2 separate regions of the Mus musculus genome follow, and region 1 is linked to region 2. The links are chromatin loops, found by intact Hi-C in ENCODE. Cell type or tissue: heart. All regions are shown on one strand. Links, peaks and the distances in the headings refer to the core of each region. The heading gives the core; the rest is flanking DNA.

The links. Peaks named below come from ENCODE experiments on the same cell type or tissue, not always from the same donor. Only the 100,000 strongest peaks of a DNase experiment are listed, where the experiment ranks them.
Region 1: a loop joins it to region 2, with 2.6 times the contacts of the local background. A loop is called at or near these places in 4 of 42 quality-filtered maps.

Annotation. Positions count from the first base shown.
Region 1 is chr8:85,326,823-85,332,850 of GRCm38, reverse strand. Mylk3 (myosin light chain kinase 3) reads left to right here. Exons shown (of 13, transcript NM_175441.5): 11 at 4,168-4,320; 12 at 5,571-5,703. Among named protein-coding and RNA genes, the nearest start is that of Gm22336, 15 kb to the right of the region's middle. In heart, for the core only: no CTCF peak of the experiment used is centred there; a DNase peak (open chromatin) is centred at 3,180.
Region 2 is chr8:85,395,085-85,401,112 of GRCm38, reverse strand. No RefSeq gene overlaps it. Among named protein-coding and RNA genes, the nearest start is that of Mylk3, 33 kb to the right of the region's middle. In heart, for the core only: CTCF peaks have their summits at 2,338 (motif pointing right) and 3,356 (motif pointing right); a DNase peak (open chromatin) is centred at 3,372; H3K27ac peaks cover 1,055 bases.

The DNA of each region.
Region 1 (6,028 bases), core at 1,783-4,282, 68 kb after region 2:
AAGTCATCTATTTGTCTATACAGCACCACTACAAGACAGTACATCTTGGTTGTTCTGCAGAGTTCTGCTCAAAAGGATGGTCTAATACCTAGTGATTGTTATATATATTTAATAATAACAGAAAAGGCATATTAATAGCAGGAATCCTTCCTAAAATGAAATGCTCCTCAGCCTTGCCTAAAGGAGCAAATCCATCATAGATTTTAATCCATGGCGGAACCATCTCAGGACGATCACCTGCTAGTTTTTAGCTTCTCCTAGATGGCTCCTGGCAAGATACAAGTGACTGATGAATGAGAGCAGTCATTGCAATGCAATATTCTTAAAATGAAGGAATAGTAAAAAAATTATGTTGAAACCTGTTTTGTAAGTTTCTCTCTTTCAGGGTGAAGTCTTACAGCGAAGCAAATGGTGTCTGCCTTTCTCAGCTGGAGACACAGTAGCTCTAGGAAAGAGAAGCCTGAACTGAATAGGCAGCTAGCTATATGCATCCTTGAGGGAGGAGCTGGGTGCTTGCTGCTCTTAACATAAAGCTACAATAAGTCATCAATGTTATCAGAAATCTGAGAAGGATAAATTATAACAGGAAGTATAATCCAAATAGCCTATATATCAATTAAAATGATAGACTTACCACCGCCTGGATGGTTATGCTAGGTTCCCTTAATCTTGATGGCTTCTATGAATGACCAAGCCAGCTCAGTCAGTCAATAGGGTCTCAAGTGAAGGAGTAAGGATTGAAAAAGAAAAACAGACAAAATAGCAACATGATTCCAACCCGTACTGAGGCTGAAGCAACTTTATTTCTAGCCTGCTTTTATATTATCCTAGGTATATCCAAAAAAAAAAAATGGTCAGGATAACATCTTCAGCTGCCAGACTCAGAGATTTTCCTGTGGAGGAGGAACCTAGAAAAACTGACTTGCTGTGGCAAGGCAGAGTGTGGCAGTCAACCCAACAGCGTCCATAGTTTTGGCAGAATCAGTGATTGAGACATGGGGCAGTTCTTTGCCAGTGGTCATCATTACCATAATCCAGGAGAAGTCTTCTGTGCTCCATTGTCTTCTTTGGAGACTTTAAGGTCACTTCTAGGAGCTGGAATTTCTATCATGGGAGGGTTGTTGTTGTTGTTGTTTTTTTTTTAATTAAGCACTTTATATGTCGTATTTGGCAGGTCTCTGAAGAGTTTGAGGACCGTTTTTTATTAAGTATAACTGATCTAAACAAACTTGTTTTATTTTTAGTTATTTGCTGTCTTAGGGTTTCTGTTGCTGGGACAAAATACCATGGCCAAAAATCAAGTTGGAGAGGGAAGGATTTATTTGGTTTATACTTCCATATCGCTGTTCATCATCAAAGGAAGTCAGGACAGGAACTCAAACAGGGCAGGAACTTGGAGGCAGTGCTGCTTACTGGCTTGCTTCCTGTGGCTTTCTCAGTCTGCTTTCTTATAGAAGCCAGGACTACCAGCCCAAGGATGGCATCACCCATAATGGGCTGGGCTCTTCCCCATCAACCACTCATAAGAAAATGCCCTACAGCCAGATCTTATGGAGGCATTTTCTCAAGTGAGGTCCCTTTCTTTAAGGTGACCCAAGGGAATTTATAGAGACCATGAGGGTACAAAGAAGCTAAAGGATTGCCTCCTAGGAGAGTCAAGGATGATCCAGGATGGTGCTTTAAGAACAAAGGAAGTAGAGGAAGTAAGAGTTGTAGTAACAAGAATTTCAATCTTTGGTCTCCCCAAGCAGATTGAGATACTTATCAGAGATATGTCCCAAATCACAGAGGAGAGGTGTCTCTTTCTATGTGGTAGAGGCCCAGAAGAGCAAGAGGAGCTTTCCAGCATACCTGTACGGCTTTTGTAGTAATAGCAGACAAAGCAGGTAGCTCTGGGATGATACTGAGAAGAAGAGGAGAGATGAGTGGTTAGAACAGATAGAGGAGAAAACTGCTGAAGGTGGACTGGGTCCACCTTCATGATGGGTCCCAGAGGGTGTAGGAGGTTTCTTAGTAGAGAGATGCCCATGTGGTGGGCATGCCAGAGAGTGTAGGAGACTCCAAGCCAGAAAAAAGGATACTTACAGAGTAGGCAAGGAAGCAGATACAGTTGGAGCAGGTGGAGGGAAGAAACAGCTGAGGGGGTGGACTCTAGAATTTGGAGTCAGATATGGTAGGTGGTAGCAAATGATCTCAGGAGAGTCAAATCAGCAGCTTGGTTGGAAGAGGCCAAGTTCTTGGAAGGGAGCTCATTTATACCAATCCTGTGGTTTCAGCATCAGATGAATGAAAATGGGGACATGTCTGCTCCTAAGTATAGTTGAGAAGGTTTTATTGCAGATATGAGGTAGAGCACAGCCAGAGGCATCTGGAAGAGTCCAGACTGAACTAGACCATGAATAGGGGTGGGGAGGCAAAAGAGGAATGGGGGGGGGGCAAGTGGACCAAGGGAGAAGCCAAAGACCAAGAGGCTAAGAGCAAGCCAAGAGACCAAGAAAGCACATGGCAACAAAGACAGTCAAGAGAACATGCAGTCAAAATGGCTGAGTTACATAGGGAAGAGAAGCCAAGACCCTGGGAGGGGAAGGTTTAGGGTTGAGGTCAGGATGAGAAGTGCTGGGAGGAGCCCCAAAATTGAGAAAGACTTGTTTATAGCACAGAAAGGAAATACACATGTACCAGGCTGGGAAACTCTGGAATCCATTGCAGAACATCCCTCAGAGCATTTTTATCAGAGGGGTGAAAGAGTTGGTTCCTAGCAGTTCTTTCTTCTTTGTGGGTTGTTCTTAAGTGTGGGGCCTGAGTCAATTTCCTGATATTTCGGGGTGATAAAAAACAAGCTTCAGTTGGAAAGACATCAAGCAAAGAGATGCAGGTACTGGGTACCAGTCAGAGAAGAGGTACATTAACAGTGTTGTGTGGTTATGTCAAAGAGTGGCTCCTTTTCTCTCTCTGACTGGATTTCCTGAGCTATTTTCTTAAGCCTGTTCTAGTTTCATTCTTGTTGCTGTAATAAGACTTGGATGGAAGCAACTTAGGAGCGGTCAGAGGTTCAGATACTACCAACACTGGGGGGGGGGGGGGGACAGGGCAGGAACTCAAGGAACTTGAAGTGGAAACCACAGAGGAATGCTGCTTTTGGCTCACACACACCCATGCTTAGCTAAGCTTTCTTTGATGGCCCCCAGGGACTACAAAAGGCTTTGTGTTGGCTGTATCCTGCAGGGAAAGTTTAAAGCCTTAGTCAGTCAGCTAGGTTATCTTGCCTCTCTGCCTTAGCCTGAGCCCAGTAAAGCTAATATTTCATGGGCTTCAAGGACAATAGTATCTATTAGAGCCTGAATCAGAGAAATAGAAAGCTGTTTGAACATGGTGGCTGGTGCCTTTAATCCCAAACACTCAGGAGGCAGAGGCCCAAGGATCTCTCTGAGTTCAAGTCCAGCCTGGTATGTCATAATAGTGAGTTTCAGCACACCCAGGGATAACTAGAGAATCCTGTCTCTTTTCTTTTTTCTTTTTTTTTTTTTTTTTTGGTTTTTCGAGACAGGGTTTCTCTGTGTAGCCCTGGCTGTCCTGGAACTCCCTTTGTAGACCAGGCTGGCCTCGAACTCAGAAATCCGCCTGCCTCTGCCTCCCAAGTGCTAGGATTAAAGGCGTGCGCCACCACCGCCCGGCACGAGAATCCTGTCTCAAACAACAGCAAAAGTCAATAAATACAGACCTGATTAGTGGACACATTGTGTTAGAATACACTTTACAGTTACTCTAGAGCAGTGGTTCTCAACCTGTGGGTTTTGACCCCTTTTGGGGGTGGAATAACCCTTTCCCAGGGGTCACCTAAGACCATCAGAAAACACAGATATTTACATTATAATTCATACCAGTAGTGAAATTACAGTTATGAAATAACAATGAAAATAATTTTATGGTTGGGTCACTACAACATGAGCAACTATTAAATGGTGGCATTAGGAAGGCTGAGAGCCATTGCTGTAGAGATAAGGAAAGAGCTGCATGAGATAGGAGATTGTTCAGAATGTCCTCTCCCCCATCTCCCACCTTCATGAGAACATGCGAAGCCAATTTATGCAATGGAGCAGTTACAGAAGTCGAGCTTGTGATACACTGAGCTTGTGATATACTCATGGTCCTTTCTCTTCTCCATAGACTCAGTGGTTTGTCCCCATTTCTAGGGGAGACAGATGCAGAGACCATGAATTTTATTGTGAACTGCAGCTGGGATTTCGATGCTGATACCTTCAAAGGGCTGTCGGAGGAAGCCAAGGACTTTGTTTCCCGGTTACTGGTCAAAGAGAAGAGGTATTTTTACTTGCTGGTCATTCAGTGGCCATTATAATGGGCCCTGATCTGCGTGCTGAGCTAGTATGCTGAATTCTTTCTTCCTGAGAAATTTCTTAGTCTTTTACTTGCTTGGAATATTAAAATGAGCAGCAGCTAGACAGCAGAGTCTTAGAAGAGTTATATCACAAATGAGTTTTATTTCCATGTTACCACTTATAATAAGCTAATGTTGAAAAAAGTTGAGGTATGTAGATATCACCCTTGGAATACAGGTCTGAGTACTTCATTTCTTGGTCACAAAGGCATTCTTAGACTTCAGCAAAGTCTTAGGGTGACTTCTGCTGTGATGAGACACCATGACCAAAAGCAACACGGGGAGGAAAGGGTTTATTTCATTCACAGTTCTGTATAACAGTTCATCATCAAAAGCAGTGAGGGCAGGAACCTGGAGGCAGGAGCTGATGCAGAGGCCATGGGGGGATGCTGCTTACTGACTTGCTCAGCCTGCTTTTTTTTTTTTTTTTTTTTTTAATAGAAGCCAGGACCACCAGCCCAGGGATAGCTGATGCACCACCCACCATAGGCTGGGCACTCCCACATCAATCACTAATCAAGAAAAGGCCCTACAGGCTTGTCCACAGCCCGACTTATGAAGTCATTTTCTCAGTTGAGGTTCACTCCTTTCAAATGACCCTAGCTTGTTTCAAGTTGACTTAAAACTGGCCAACACATGGAACTTTATGAAAGTCATAGATTGAGCCATTGAGGTTTTCTTGATACTCAGACATAAAATAATTGGAAATTGACACAAAAGTACACCCCAGGAGAAAGGCCCAAGCATCCAGGCTTCAGGACAGCTCAGTGCTCATGGATCTTCAGTTTCTTACTGTAAAATCTTTCTGTAATCAATCTGTAATTCAGATGAGCTGGCTAATGCTCTACTCCTCCAGGAGAAATGGATTTTGTTCAAGTATCATGTTCTCCTAAGAGCAATTCTAGTAGCAGCTGGCCTTCCATTGTTCTGCCTTAGCTTCCCAGCCCTCTGTGGGAGGCAGTGGTGAGTCCCTAGGTCACAATCTTCTGTAGAGGTCAGGGAACTTTTTACTGATAGATTTCACTGGCTCCTGTAGGGAGGGGAGGTTTGAGAGCGTGGCATGAATCTGCCAGAACGATGAACCATAGACTCAGACTTTTCACCCAACAGAACAGACGTTTAGACAACTCACAAAGACAAGCTCAACTCAATATACTGATGTTTGACTCCACAGCTGTAGGATGAGCGCCACACAGTGCCTGAAACACGAGTGGTTAAGTCACCTGCCTGCCAAAGCCTCGGGCTCCAACGTTCGCCTCAGATCCCAACAACTGCTGCAGAAATATATGGCTCAGAGTAAATGGAAGGTATTTTGGGTTTTCTTCAGTAAAAGCTGCATTTGAAAGAACTACAGCCAAGTTTTTCTCATACGTGGATTCTAAATATAAGGATTATTTAAAGGAAAGATTTCTCTCTTGTGTCATAGCTGCTAGTTTGATTAAAAGATCATGGGTCTGGGGGTGATAATGTACACCTTTAATCCTAGGACTCTGAGAAGCAGATCACTATGAGTTTAAGACTAGCATAGTCTACATACCAAGTTCCAGGACAGACAGAACTACATAGTGAGACCAGGTTCTAAACAAACAAACAAATAAAAATGCCTCAGAAGGGAAACCAATGGTGTAAAAG
Region 2 (6,028 bases), core at 1,806-4,305:
CCAACATTTGACAAAAATGTGCTTATGCATCCACATAAGCATGCATGTATGTGGGCACACTTGCCTGTGTATATGTGCTGTTTAGATGCTCATACATACGTGCTTGAGGGTGTGTGTCCATGCATGTGCTTATGTGGAAAGCACAGGGAGGCAGTGAGTGTTTTATTACTGACCATCCCTATTGTTTTAGGTGGTCTCCTACTGCATTTGGAGCTCACCCTTTCTAGAGCCTGAGGAGCCAACGAGCCCCATTGCTCTATTTGTCTTTTTGGCCCAAGTGCTAGGGTTACAGATATGAGCCACCACTCCTGGCTTTTATGTGGGTGCTGGGGATCCAAATTCAAGTCCTCATGATTGTGCAGCAGATACCTCACTGACCCAGTCATCTTCTCAGCCTCTAAGTTTCCATTTCTAAAGAAAAAATTGGACGGTGGGCACGGGGAGATGACTCACTAGGGAAGAGAGCTTGCTATGCAAGCACCCATGTAAGTTTTTTTTTCTTTTTTTTAACAATTTTTTATTAGATATTTTCTTAATTTACATTTCAAATGCTATCCCAAAAGTCACCTATATCTTCCCCCCACCCATTCCCCAACCCACCCACTCCTGCTTCCTGGCCCTGGCATTCCCCTGTACTGGGGCATATAATCTTTGCAAGACCAAGGGCTTCTCCTTCCAATGATGGCCGAGTAGACCATCTTCTGTTACATATGCTGCTAGAGACATGAGCTCAGGGGGTACTGGTTAGTTCATATTGCTGTTCTTCCTACAGGCACCCATGTAAATTTAAAAACTATGCGTGGCTACAAGTGCCTATAACCCTGCACTGTGGAGGGAAAGGAGAGAATCACTCAGGCATACTGGCTACTGGCCAGCCTAGCAACAGTCTGAAGTATGCAGAAGGTATGGCAAAGGCTGACACTGGAATAATGACAAGTGAATGTAGATCAACAACGGTCAAACAAGGTAACCCTTGTCAAGAAATGCCCAACACTGATGGAGAGTGATGGAGCAGGGCTCCTCCCCTTCATGTTCTTTCTATACTCACACACAGGTGTGTGCACACATTACACATACAAATAATAAACATTGAAGCATAATGGCTCACACACATAATCCTAGCACTCAGCAGTCTGAGACAGGAGGGCTGCTGTGAATTCTAGTCCATTCTCAGCTACCTAGTGAGTTCCAAGCCAACCTGTAGTAGGCTTGTCTAGAAAAATTAAGGATTTGCAACGTGCAGCGAAACAGTGCACTATGCCAGCCAGCATTTGCATGTAATCCATGGCTTTGTTTCTGTGCTCTGTATTCTGTTCCATTGATAAGTGCCTTTTGTGCCAGCAGCACAAAGGCTGCAGTGGCTTTGTAATATACTTTGAAATCAAGAAACATGAAATCTCAGGTTTGGAATGATGACTCGGTGATTAAGAAAACCTGCTGCTCTTCCAAAGCACCTGATTCAATTTCCAGCAGCCACATAGCAGTTCACAATGATCTGTAGCTCCAGCTGCAGGGGATCTGATGCCCACTTCCAGCCTCTGGGAGTACCAGGTACACAAATGATGTACAGACCTGCATGCAGGCAAAACATCCATACACATAAAATAAAAACAAAACATGTGGTACCTTCCTATTTGTTTCAGAATTGTCTTGGCTTTAGGAGGAGTCTTCTCTGCCTCCATGTTAATACTATTTTCAGTTTCTGTGCAAGACATCATTGGGATTTTGATAGAAGTTGTGTTTATCATTTTACATACTAGATACATTTGAACAGTACGTTCAAATCTATTCAAGTTCATAGCATGAAATATCTTTCTACTTATTTGTGACTTTTTCAACTCCAATGTTTTCTAGCTTTCAGGATACAGATCTTTCACTTCCTTGAGTAAATGTATCCCTACGTATTAAGTTATATTTATATTACGTCAGTGTAAGTTTCCCCTTCTCTTTTATAAAGATTGTTCCTGATATAAAGAAATGCAAGTGAGCCAGGAGTGGATGCCCACATCTGGAATTCCAACACTTGGGAGATAGAGGCAAAAGAATCAGGATTTTGAAGCCAGCCTGTATCAAAACTTGACCCTGGAGGCACATGAGGTGGTTCAGCAGTTAAGAGCACTCACTGGCTGTATTCCAGAGGACCCAGATTTGATTCCTACCACCGACATGGTAGCTCACAACTGTCTGTAACTCCAGCTTTAGGGAATCTGACGTTTTACCTCCACAGGTACCAGGCATAAATGCAGGAAAACACCCAAACATATCAAATAAAAACAAAGAACTTATTATTACTCTACTTCTATTTATATGTATGTATATGTACTTGCCTAAATTTATGTGCATCACATATGTGCAGATGCCCATGGAGGCCAGAAGAGGGCACCAAATCCACTGGATCTGGAGTCGCAGCGTGTTGGGAATTGTTCTTAGTAATTTTTTTTGTTTGTTTTTGTTTTTGTTTTTGTTTTTGTTTTTTGTTTGTTTTTTTTTTGAGACAGGGTTTCTCTGTGTAGCCCTGGCTGTCCTGGAACTCATTCTGTAGACCAGGATGGCCTCGAACTCAGAAATCCACCTGCCTCTGCCTCCCGAGTGTTGGGATTAAAGGCGTGTGCCACCACGCCCGGCTCGGTAATCCTATTTTTAAAACAAACAAACAAACAAAAAATCCAACTGATTTTGTATTTTTCAATTTTCCTAAAATCAGTTGTTAATTCTAGCTTTTAATAATGCTATCTGCAAATGGATAGTTGTACATTTTTACTTGATTGCCTTAGAAAAATTAAGGAGGCTATAAAGCCCATTTTCCCACAGTCCCCTAGCTGCTATCACCCCCATTTATCCATGCCCACCAGCACTGCCTGCTTTTCAGTTTTCGACTTAAAAGATCTTTACTTGTATGCCCTGCCTCCACTCCTCTGTATACTTTCACCTGAGGAGACCCCAACACTCTAACTCACTTGGACGCTCCTACCTGGGCTTCCAGGACAACCCCCACTTCTTTGGTCAAGTCCTACAAAAGGAGCTCTACCTTCCCTGGACTTGTCTGACTTTCTTTCTGCACTATGTGGACAACCTTCTCTTCTGTAGGACATTCACCTCACCAGGACACTCTGCCAACCCATAACACTCCTCAGTGCTCTGGGTTCCTGAGGCTACTGGGTGTTCCGGACAAGGTCTGCATCCCCCACTGTTGATTATCTAGGTCTCTCCCCGCTAGGAGCCTCTCCATCCTCTTCTTGGGTTCAGAGCTGCTCACACACCCCTTACTCAAGACAAAGGAAGACCTCATAATTTACTGGGCCTTTCATTTTTTCCATATCTGGATCCCTAACTTCTCATGCATAGCACACCCTCTCTAAGCCACTAGGGGGCGCATTCAGGAACCTCTTCTCCCTCTACAGTCCTGCTAGAGCCTCATAGATCAGCTGAAACACCGTGTCCCAGGCCCTACCCTGTCACTTCTGCTCCCCTTGGACTCTTCTTTCTTTCCTTCACTGCATTCAGAGGCAAGTGCTGGCAGCTGTCCAGTAGCATGGGATTCCTAGTCTCCCATAGCTTATCTGTTGAAACAACTGGACATGGTTGCAAAAGGCTCGGCCCTGCGCTTATAAACCTTGACTACCGCTTCATTCCAAGTTCCAGAAGGTAACAAATCCTCACGACACAGCTGCTTTATGAGCTTACTTTACAGTTCCTCGAGGGTCTCCAAAGCCATCAAGGCTTCCGCTCCTGACTCCCACCTGGGGTGCACATCCTCCATGCCTTTCTTCTGGACCCCAACCTTACCCTTGAACTCTCCCCTTCACTCAACCCTGCTCCCTTGGATCTACCACCTCTTCAGCCACAGCCTCCCATCACCTCTGCTCTGAGATCCTGGGTCTCTCCATAAATCCATTCTCACGAATCTCATTTACCTCTCCCCACAGACCGTGGACTGGCACATGTGGTAGTTCCAACAACATCTGCACACACGTGCAGCTGGATATGCCGTTATCCAAGGACACCCCACTCCCCCACCACAAGCCCCCCATCTCTCCACAGGCAGAACTGACAGCTCTTACAAGAGCCCCCGTCCTGGCCAATGATAAACAGGTTAACATCTATACTGACTCCGAGTATGCCTACAACATTATCTACTCCAATCTGGAGACCCAGATTCCTAACACAAAGAAGATCAGCTATTACCAATGCCACCCATATACAGAAACTCCTAGAGGTGGCATTGCTACCCACCACCACAGTCTCTGCAGGGGACGCCAAAAGGATTGACAGTATGTCTCCCTGGCTGATAAAACAGTGGATAAACTGGCCAGGGAAGCTGCTCTCACCCACCAGGACCTCAAGGGACAGAAACTCAACGCTCACACCCTATAATGTTCACACATACATTAACCCTCAAGCCCCTCCCCCCACCCCCCATGCCTGAGGTTCTTACACACACTTCCCATTCTGCCCAGCTAATCAGACTCTCACTTTCCTCATAATACCCAGTCAGGCTGAGACCAGAAGATAAAGGTTTTCTTCTGCAGCTCTTCCAGACTGAGACATCTACTTGCATATTAACATCAGCTCACCACCTTCCCTGTTCACCAATGAGAGGGCTTTTGCTGGTCGCAGACTGACAATACATAGGCTGTAGGTAAAGATACAAATATCTCTTGGTTCTGAACAACACTTTTTCGGGATGGGTGGAGGAGTTTCCTATTGCCAACAAAAGAGCCTCTACCATCACCCAGCTCCTTCTCTCTGCCGTAATTCTCCTCTTTGGCCTCTCAGCCGCTATTCTGTCCAAGGGTTCACTTCAGTTATCTCACAACACCTCATTTCTTAACATACCCTGGAAGTTCCACATCCCTTATCACTCACAGTCTCTGCAAAGGGAACGAACTCAACCGTTAAGGAAACCGACCAAACTCCTAGAGCTGATGAGACTGGATAAAGCTTCTTCCTCTAGCCCCTGTGAGGTTCTGCCCCCAAATCCCACAAACTTCAGTCCCTTCAAGGTCATGCATTCTCCCTTGGGCATTTATCCCACCATCTTAAATCCTCCCTCCCCTTCCCCACTGAGAAGGAAAACACAGCCTTCCAGATAGGAGACCTGGTTTACCTGGCAGATGCCTACCATCCCACCTGGACCTTTGATGGTCAAGACCACACAAAATGATTCTCCTTGCCCCACAACTGCTAAACTAGAAAACCTTTCCCATCTTAGAAGACCTATCTGCTTGCACAAAGCAGTCCCCACTGGACCCATGACACTAAAACTTAGCTCCCTCCCATCCCATTCATTCGGACAGAACTGACCCCGGTGCTTGCCCTCTCCTCTCCTTCTGGAGGACTTTCAAAATAACCGTTGGTTGAAGCCAGGACTTGTTACCAGTTGGGATTCCCTCCTGGGAATTTCTATCTAGTACACTCCAGACCAAATCCAGTTTTTCTCCATCTGCCTGTATTTCCTTCTTTGTGCCATCTCTTGTGACATTCTGCAACTGCTAGATCTCATCATTCAGCTATTTTCTTGCCTGTCTTCTCTTGGTGGGTGCGCTGTCTGTCACTGTCCCCAACTCCATGACTGAAGTCGGAAGCTCCCTCTTGTCCTCTTTCACCTGACCATTGTTACATTAGGGATTACCTGGTGTCATCCATTCTTCAGAACTCCATCTCAATTATAAAAATACTTCTTTTTAACTCAGTCCTAACTCTGACCTTAACCCTAGCAAAACATGTCTCAATTCTTAAATGAGGAGTCACCCTGTTCTGGAATCCCAGATAACCAACTCCTGGGTTTGGGGAGGAAACCCTGGCTGTCCTGTGGTTCTTAAGAAGGCAGCCTGCGTGCTGGAAGCCCATTTAGCATCTCTCAGGTGGTGCATGACTTCTTGGCAATGACAGAGACTCTAGTTGAGTCAGTCTCTGGATCCTGTCATGACCTAACTGATAAAAACAAGCCACATTTGTGGCTTTGTACTCTAGGGTCATGGGGCTTACTGCTGGCGACTGCAGGGGCACCGGCTGCAATTCTTCAGCA